Linked DNA regions of Homo sapiens: region 2 is linked to region 1. A link is a loop called in an ENCODE intact Hi-C map of the cell type or tissue named here. Cell type or tissue: heart left ventricle. All regions are shown on one strand. Region 1 overlaps MCC (MCC regulator of Wnt signaling pathway). Region 2 overlaps MCC (MCC regulator of Wnt signaling pathway).

What was found. Hi-C counts contacts between places; a loop is a spot of excess contacts. Peaks named below come from ENCODE experiments on the same cell type or tissue, not always from the same donor. Only the 100,000 strongest peaks of a DNase experiment are listed, where the experiment ranks them.
Region 2: a loop joins it to region 1, with 1.9 times the contacts of the local background. A loop is called at or near these places in 1 of 110 quality-filtered maps.

Annotation. Positions count from the first base shown.
Region 1 is chr5:113,088,136-113,093,135 of GRCh38, forward strand. The region is part of intron 8 of MCC (MCC regulator of Wnt signaling pathway); the gene reads right to left. Among named protein-coding and RNA genes, the nearest start is that of DCP2, 110 kb to the left of the region's middle. In heart left ventricle, a CTCF peak has its summit at 2,815 (motif pointing right); a DNase peak (open chromatin) is centred at 1,996; H3K27ac peaks cover 2,434 bases.
Region 2 is chr5:113,182,966-113,187,965 of GRCh38, forward strand. The region is part of intron 3 of MCC (MCC regulator of Wnt signaling pathway); the gene reads right to left. Among named protein-coding and RNA genes, the nearest start is that of DCP2, 210 kb to the left of the region's middle. In heart left ventricle, no CTCF peak of the experiment used is centred here; no DNase peak of the experiment used is centred here.

The DNA.
Region 1 (5,000 bases):
TTATTATTTAATGATAGTTGCTAGCCAGTGGAAACAAACCCAGCTGAAGGGAGTGCAGTGTGCCTGTCAGGGAAAGAAAGACAGCTGGTTAAGTGGCCTTCTCCCCCTTCTTTTGATTTGAGAGTGAGAATCTTAATTTACAGGAATAAATGCAAGAAACTAAGGCTAAAGCCAATATGCTGAGTCAGCTTAGGCATGGCTTCGGAAAGAGGCAGAAACATAGTTAATAGAGTTCTCACTTTTATTCTCACCCATTGTAGTGGGTTGGATTATGTCTCCCCCAAAAGATATGTCCAAATTTGAATCCTCAGTACCCGTGAATGTGACCGCATCTCAAAATAGGGTCTTTGTAGATATAACTAAATTAACGATCTCAAGGCAAGATAATCTGATTTGGGTGGGCCCTATGTGCAATGACTGGTGTTCTTTTAACAGAAAAGGAAGGGATATTTAAGACAAAGACAGAGAGACACAGGGAAGAAGGTCCTGTGAAGATGAAAGCAGAGATTGGACACAAGTCAAAGAGCACCAAGAGCTATCAGAAGTTCGAAGAGGCAAGGAAGGATTCTCTTTCAAAGCCCTTTGAGGGAGTGTGGCTCTGCTAACACCTTGAGTTTGGACTCCTAGACTCCAGAACTATGAGAGTTTGTAGTAATCCAAATACTCCTTCTTCATTGAAGACTTATTTTTTTGAGACACGGTCTCACTATGTTGTGTTGCCCAAGCTGGCCTCAATCTCATGGGCTCAAGAGATTTTCCCGTTTTAGCCTCCCAAGTGGCTGGGACTACAGGGGCATGCCACTGCACACGGCTATTTTTATTGAAGGAATTATGTTTCTCTCTACAAAATATATATTTTGGAGTCAAGAGATAGCCAAGAACCAGGGCTAACCTGAGGCAGGGACTGACACTTGCGGGAACATCATTCAGCACCCTTCACAGCCTTTCTCAACTGGGGTTCCTCAACACCAGAACATGACCTGAGAGGCTGTTTTTTCACTTCTCCTGAAGTTACTGCGTGTCTGGTAAACATTATGATGGGAAACATGCTCTGAAAGAGGGGTATCAACAAGGAGTGTCAAAGTGCAGAAGAAGAAACCTGGCTGGCCTCTGCCTTCCTAGAGCAGGCAACGCTAGAACTCAATCTTGAAGGCTGAACTGTTCAACAAGCAAATAAAGAGGAAAAGATAATGGGGAGACTCTGGAAGGTTCAAGTAGGGAAATGACATTAAAAGGTTGCAGTTGTTACCCTCTGGTATTTCTTCAAGGGTTTTGTAAAAATCATTTGATTAGAGGAGAAAATGGACTGAAGTAAGGAAGAAAAAGTTGGTGAGCCAAGAGCTCTACTGATGGTTCAGATAGGAAATTATGAGGGCTCAAATACAGTCAGCGAAGTGGGAATAAGGATGGCAAAATACACTCTAGACCAGTACTATCCAACAGAACTTCCTGTACAGACGGAAATGTTCTAGAGTGGCACTATCTGCTATGGTAGCCTGGTGCCACACGTGGCTGTAAGCACTTGCAATGTGCCTGGTGTACTCAAGGAACTGAATTTTTAATTGTATTGTATTTTACTTTATTTAAATTCAAATCTAAATGGTTGTATGTGGCTAGTAGCTACTGTACCCATCAGTGCAGTTCTAAAAATATTCAAGGAGGTGAAAAAACAAACAAAACACCCAAACTTGTAGCTGGGGTGATTCAGTGGATCATGGAGTTACTTAGCAATGAGAAAGAAAAACATAAAGAGAAGCTGATCTTTTCGGAAAGAAATGACCAGAGCTGACAATGTCCGGAGCTGACAATGATATCAGCTTTGGACATGCTGAATTTGAGAAAACAACTGGGTATGTAAGAGAGGGCTTATCAGTCAACAATTAGAGATGTAAGTCTGAAGGAAAGCAATTAGAACTGGATAGATAGATTTAGGAATGCTGGGCATGGATAAGGTCCAGGAAGGAGGTGTGGCAGTGTGGTGGGCAGAGTGCCTGTGTGGAGCTGGCAGGAGTGGAGGGTCAGTGGAGGACAGGGAGATGGGGACACCTTTTTCTCGGGGAGAAAAGGAAAGGAGGTGAGGACGGGCAATAACAAACGTGATTTGCAGACTGTCAGGGGAAGATGCGAAACAGGGACTCCCATCTGATGGCTTCTATTTTCTCTGCTAGGCATGAGGGGGGAATGTCAGAAATGAGAAAGGAGGCTGACCTAGGACCAAAAAAGAAAAAAAAAAAGGAAGCTTACACAGCAGCACTGACAGCTCAGTTGAGCTCTCTTTGAAGACAGTAGACTGAAGAACACATTGTTTTCTTCCAACTCTAGAGACCTCAATAAATAATAGTACAAAATAAAAAAGGATTAAAACCACAACGGAGATAAGAATGTGCCTGGGGCATTGGCCGAAACAAAATTTGGACACGTTCCTCAACGGCCAAGTGAAAAGAAGAGCACTGATGAAAGACACAGAATAAAAAAAGTCTATAATGTATACAAAGAGAGGCAGCCAGTCTACCCAGAAGGACGATGGCAGACTCTAATTCAGCTTTGGCAGAGAGCAGGAAGGACAAGAATGAGAACAGAGGCTTTCAGAGGTTAACAGAGGTTGCAGCTATGTAACTGTACACAACAATTGAAACTTCCCGGCATATGACAGCTTCAGCTAAAGTCAACAGGTGCTCCTATTAAAAATGCATAGAAATCCTGCATTAAAAAAGGAACAATGAGAAATAAATTCATTGCCAAGGTCAAAAGACAGCAAAATCTCCAGATGCCAGAAATGAGAAAGAAGGCTGAAGGAGTTGCCAGGAGGTGGTGCCACCGCAAGCCCAGGGGCTGTGAGCAGGGCACAGAATGAGAGCGTGGGAGGGAGGAGATGGAGGGCGCCTGCTAGTCTAGCTGCTTGAGCTGATCCCTCTGCCTCACGCCTGGAGCCTCTCTGCTCGACCCATAGGTGAAAAGCTGAAAGTGCTGTCCACAGAAGGAATCCTGAGGCTGTGCAGCGGAGTCAACCTTCAGAAACCAAAACCCCAGACCAGTGGCACCTTTGGGTGTGAGGTCCAAATTTATACTATCTGCATACTGTGGGACTCCAAACTTGACATGAACACTGGAAACTGGTTTGGATTTTGCCAGGCCACCCACTGCCTCAGAAACTGCCTAATTTGTAAATCGCCCAGTATCAAGAGAGAACAGGAGACTTAGGCTTCCCATGACTGGGAGCCCAGGTCCACAAAGCTGCCAGACACAGAGTGAGGACAACTACAGAGAGCAAAAGATAAAACAAGAGAGCCAGCAGTCTGAATCAGGAGCTGAATTCACCCTAGGGGAAATGAAAATAAAGCAACTGGTAAACCACATCACAATAGGTACACTGAGGAACCTTAAAGAGATAAGGGGAATAATTTCCTTAAGATTAAGAAATAATGAAACAAAAATAGACACCAAATCTTAAAAGCCTTCTTGTGGGGCTAGGCACGGTGGCTTTGGTGGTAATCCCAACACTTTGGGAGGCCAAGGTGGGAAGGTTGCTTGACCCCAGGAGTTTGAGACCAGCCTGGGCAATAGCGCAAGACCCTGTCTCTACAACAACAACAACAACGAATCAGCCAGGAGTGGTGCGTGAGCCAGTAGTCCCAGCTACTCAGGAGGCTGAGGTGGGAGGATTGCTTGAGCCTGGCAGGTCAAGGCCATGGTGGGCTAGGAGGATCACACCACTGGACTCCAGCCTGGGTGATGCAATGAGACTCAGACACACACACACACACACACCACACAAACACACACACACACACTGCCTTCTCATGGGATAGAGGCATCTCAGGTTCTGTGGGTCTGTGGGTGTTGTTCTGTTTCATTCACTACTGCATTGCCAACACCTTCAACAGGGACTGACACAGTCTCAATAAAATCTATTGAATGCCACTAAAAAACCTATCACCTTAAAATCTAATGCCTACTTAGAATATTGTGGTAGGCTGAATGATGGCCCCCAAAGGCATCCACGCCCTAAACCCCGAGAAATGTAAATGTAGCCTTGTACGGCAAAAGGGAACTGAGATGGGTAGAGTATCATGGATCATCTAGGTGGACTCAGAAGTCACAAGACCCCTCTAAGAGGGAAGCAGGAGTGCCAGAGTTAGAGCTCTGAAGATGCTATGCTGCTGGCTTGGGAGATGAAGGAAGGGGCATACTCAAAGGATGCAGGCTCCCTCTAGATGCTGGAAGCGACAAGGAAGTATATTCTCCCCTCCAGCCTCCAGAGAGATGCAGCCTTGCCGACACTTTCATTTTAGTGAATGAGATGCATTTTGGACTTCTGACCCCCTAGGACTGTAAGATGATAAATTTGTGTTGTCTTAAGTCACTAAGTTCATGATAATTTGTTACAGCAGCCACAGGAGATTACACAGCTATTATCAAGAGTGTGGGCAAAAATAAAGACCCTCTCAAAGATTAAGAATCTATCACCTATAGATCTTTGCTGAAAGAATTTCCTAAGAATACATGATTTTCAGTACCAAAGAAAATTAAACCTGAGAAAAAGAATGAGATGAAAGAAACAATGAAAGTACAAGAGCTGACACTGACGTAGGTGGTGAAATACTCCTTTGCTGCTGTTGGGCGGATGGGCTGGCCAGATTTCCCAAAAGCTGCCCTGGGGTACTTGGTCAAAGCAAGACTATACACACTCTGAGACTCAGCAGTTTCACTCCTGGACATGTGATCCTGAGTAATTCCCACCAGGCCGGAGGAGACATGTGCAAGGGACTATGCCCCGGAGCATTGTTTGTGGTCATGGGAAATGGGAAGCAATTTGATTGTCAGCTGCTGTAAATGCAATAGGTGGGTCACTATAGAATGCTAGATGTCCTTAGACACACAGGACCAGATGTACACACAGCCATATGGACAAACCTTAAAATCAGAGTGCTGAGGAGAAAAACATAAGAGAAGGCGACAGCAGAGTAACATTTAAATAAATTAAAAGTAATGCAAAACAC
Region 2 (5,000 bases), 95 kb after region 1:
GGAAGATTTTCTTGGAGAGAAGGCATTTGAGCTAAGTTTGGGAGAAGGATTTCAACAGGGAGGAAGAATGAGAGCTGGGGAGGGTGTCCAGGTGGGCAGAGCACCTTAAATGGAAACATGATAGGATTTATACCAGGTCCGTGGCTGCCAGATGATACGCCTCACGCAGTGGGGGCTCCAGATCTCTCAGCGGCCCCATCTGCTCCTCAGTGTAATTGATTTAAAAGGTCAGCTCCCTTATACTCCTAAGACAAGAGCTCTGATTCACACCAGAGAGGTCTGGAAAATCTAAGCTGTGTGTGCGTGTGTGTTTGTGTGTGGAGGGGAAGGAGACAGAGAAATGTCTTTTAATAAGCTTCTCTAAATTTTAGCTTTTTCAATATGTGCAACTTAATTCAAATCTATCTTTTCTTCCTTCAGGTACCAGGTCAGAGAAAATTTGTCAGACTCCTCTTAAAAACATTCTTTCTTGTCTCAGAAGAAAGGAGTGTGGATTGGTATTATGGCCTCTAATGGAAACATGGTGACAAAGTCAGCTACCTCCCTCCCCCAAACATCCCCCTCCCAAGGGTTTTGGTTCCAAATAAGCCTGGAAGGGGACATTCATTGGCTGCATCAAATTACAATCCCCCCTCAGCTGCATTAATTGGAATACTGTATCTAGCACACAGCAGGATGAGAGTCTCATACGCAGAGAGAGTTGGGCATCTGGAGAAGTGTGCAGACCCAAACAGCCCATCTCAAGAGCACCAGGGGCAAATGGGACCAGTCCAGAGGGATGGGAACTAGCTGGAAAACATGACTAGCAGGGGCAAATGGTCAGAATTCTCTAGGTTCTGTCTGAAGCAAGACTTGTGGGGAGAAAGGGGGCCAAAGGAATAGAGGGCTGACACCCATTAGCCCTTTCCACATGACTGCTGCTCTCCTCCCTCCTCTGCCCGCCCCCACCCATCTTCACAATTCCCCATGCAATTTTTCGGTTGTGCAAACTGAAGCCCAAAGAGCTTAGAGGATCCAAAATCACAATGCTGGTAAGTAAAATGAAATGTCTGATGCCAAAATCAATTTTTATTCCCCTCTAAAGCTCATTAGGGGAGACAGCTGGCATTTAATTTTTAAAGTGATCTCAAAAGAACTGTAATCTCTTAACATTAGAATTTGCTCTTATAAGATTGTTTTCCCACTTATTAGCACCATGCATTTGTTGAGACGGATTTGGATAATATCGATATTCTGACAGAACATAATGGGATAACTCAGGTCCTTAACCCAAAGCTCTGTTTCTATTTAAGATAGTCTAAAAGAGCTACATCAGCATCTGATTCTTTGCCACCTACCCTCCCTGAAACTCAACTGGTTTTCCATATGCTAAGCATAACTTATTTTTTCTGGTTTGGATGGGTTAGAAAGATGCTGGAAGAAAAATTAGACCAACTTGTAAAACTTTACTTTGCTGATCTATGGAATAGCACACTTTTCCCACATAGCAATTTAGTTTCTTTCTTCGTTTTTTGTTTTTTTTTTTTTTTTTTGGAGACAGAGTCTTGTTCTGGTGCTCAGTGCTGAGATCATGGCTCACTGCAGTCTCCTGGGATCAAGCAATCCTCCTGCCTCAGCCTCTCAAAGTGCTAGGATTATAGGTGTGCACAACCACGCCCAGCTTATAGCAGTTTGGTTTCTATAACCCTATAGGAACAGAGGTCAACAAGGATTATTTTTATTAAAAATATCAAAAGAAGAGATGGACAGGTATAAGTAAAGTGGTTAAGTCTGAAACTGTAGAACATAGAACTTCTGGGTAAAATCCTTAGAGTCCACTGATGGAGGTATGTTAGAAGGCTAACAGCTTCAACTTCGCATCTCCAATTCTATAATTACCAACTGAAATAGATGGGCAAACCACCTTAACTTTGTATAAAGTACTCATGACACACACTGTGCAGTGGGAGAAGTAAAGAAAATGTTAGCCTGAGAGTAACTTTGTATTTGTCTACAAACCCAAATCTTATCTCCTCCACCTTTTAACTGAAAGGGTCAAGAGAGAAAAGGCTGCAAAGGCACCAGGGAAGCTGGGGAAATCCTGAAGGATAATGAACAACCACACCACGTTAGGCCACTCCACGTGGAGACAGCCTCTGCACGATGGTTCAAACATCAACTTAATGAAGAGAGAGTGGGCATAAGGGGTTGAATTCATCCAACTTTGGATCCTGACTATCTAAGCTGTCTCTAACATGAGGTCCCAATTCTCTAGTAATCAGAGGGGTTGAGAGGGTGAGGAAGGAGAGTTGTAAATGGGAGTGGACTTACTTTATGCAGTCAAATCTTAACAAGACACAAGCCCTAGAGGAAACAACTCTATGGACCTGAAAACTGCAAACACACACACACACACCATACAAATTGTTCTGACCAGCAAAGAAGGCATGAACACTTGACTTCCTAACAAGGGTCCACAGGCAGAGACCATCTATCTTGTTTGAAATTCTTAAAATCCTGGTTACATGATTCTAAAATTCCTGGACACATGATGTCCCAACCAACAGGAGATTAGAAGTAGCAGATTGAAAGGCTAGAGAAAGCTACACAGATATCAGCAAGAACTGACAGCTGACAAAAAGGTAAGAAAGAGAATCATTATTCTCAAAAGTGAGCATATTTTAAAACTCAGCAGTCTAGGAGCATTGAGAGGAACTAACAGCTTTACAAACTTCAACCTCTCTTGAGTCATTGCCATCCCCAGGCATGTGAAAAATAATTACAAGTGTAGGAAAGAAATACAGCATAGTAGCATAACATATTAAAGAGATTTAGGAATTCTAGTTCACACTAAATTCATTGAGAATGAAGCGTGCTGTAGCATGACACTCTGCAATCTTAGGGTATAGTAACAGAGGCCATATAAGGAAATGAATGAGGAGGTCACCCCTCCTTCAGTAAGTTGAATTCTGGATTCCTTAATTTGAGAAGAAAGAGCAATTAAGTGTATATTCAGATGAGAGCCACCAAGACCCTGAGGAGATCTGAAAACAAGGACTGTATGATTTTTTTTTAAGTGCAATGACAGTGGCATTGAGGGGCAACAATGCATAAACCTAGTTTGTGGGACTGACTGAGAGCTGCTGCTGAGGCAGCATAGAGGTCCCTGGGATTTCCGGGGTATTAACATGCCTGTGCGGCAATGGATCCTTGCAACTACTACAGGTGATCTGACCATATCTACACAGTATCCCTGGCTCAGTCTTTCAGCCCTGCTTCTCACACAGGGAAATCCAGAGCGTGGGTGGCAGGGGACGTGCCAGCAGGAACTTGAAAACACAGTAAGTGCAGCTCCAGGGGCTATAGACACATTTTGTTTGATTTGCAGTCTCCCTTACACCCCCTCATTTGGGCCTGTTTTAAATATGAATGGGTTTGATATAAAAATGTGTTTCTGAATTTCCCAAGGCCCGCAGCAGCCATGGCGACAATGAACTAGAAATGCGGTCAGCCTCCCTGTTTGGCTACTGCCTTCCAAAATTAACACCACTTATTTTTCAACAAAAACAAATCAAACCTCCTAGTCTACTTCATCTATTTAACCTGCCCTGCCTGGCACTTGAGTGTGTAAAGCCTGCCCTACAGCAGCACTTGATGTAAATGCAACTTAAAATATTTTTATATTTAAGATCAACACATATATTAGAGAATAAAGCAAAACACATACTAGAGAAAACATCTACCTATTAGCCCTGGGATGTCGAAAAAGCTTCAAGCCTATGTACCTTTTCAAGGGTCACCATGGGCACTTTGCTTACTGAGGGGTAGAAGTTTCCTATCTTGCTTTATTTCAGAGCAGTGGTTCTCAACCACATGCAAGTTTGTTCCCAAAGGACATTTGGGAACAATGTCTGCAGACATTTCTGGTTTTCACAACCGGGGGAGGATAGGGGGAGCTACTAGCATCTACTGGGTAGAGCCCAGGGATACTGCTAAACATCCTACAATAAACAGGACAGCCCCCACAACAATAATTATCTGGCAGAAATCCTACTTTAGCAGAAATCCTACTTTAGGAAAGTTTTCAGGAAGTGCTGGCCTATAAGATACAGGATACTTTGAGGCTCCTCAACATCTGCCCCAACCAAACCATTCCAAACTCATTTAAACTTTCACCTCCTATAGTTTATCCTCCACTCCTCATATGCCCCATCACTACTAGCAGTTTTTTTCAACTTTCACCTCCCAGGTTCAAGCAAGTTCAAGCAATTCTTGTGCCCCAGCCTCCTGAGCAGTTGGGATTACAAGCATGCGCCACCATGCCCAGCTCATTTTTGCATTTTTCGTAGAGATCGGGTTTTGCCATGTTGGCCAGGCTCATTTTGAATTCTTGGCCTCAAGCAATCCGCCTGCCTCGGCTTCCCAAAGTGCTGGGATTACAAGTGTGAGCCACAGCACCCGGCCTCCTCTGTTTCCTTTTAAGAAGATGAGGCTAAAAGCACTGTCAACTCACTGGGTTGTTCTGAGGATCAGAGGAACCCAGGATATTTCAGGGCTTAGTCAAGAGTTTTCCATGTTCTGGGGCTCCCAAACTTACCCTAGAAAAGAAAGCTGTAATAAAACATACTGTGAAACCCCGTCTCTACTAAAAATACAAAAAATTAGCCGGGCGTGGTGGTGGGTGCCTGTAGTCCCAGCTACTTGGGAGGCTGAGGCGAGAGAATGGCGTGAACCCAGGAGGCGGAGCTTGCAGTGAGCCCAGATCGCGCCACTGCACTCCGGCCTGGGCGACTGAGTGAGACTCCAACTCAAAAAAAAAAAAAAAAAGAAAGAAAGAAAACATACCAACAAAAGCAAACACATGCACCTGTGACCAAAATAGAACATCAAAGACTCTCTCACATCACAAATGTGAGCCATACTTTAGACAGAACCCACGTTACAAACAAGGTCCCTTACAGTTCTAGTGCATGCTCAGAACAAATTGAGGGGCAAAGACCTAACAAGAGGGGCATCAACAA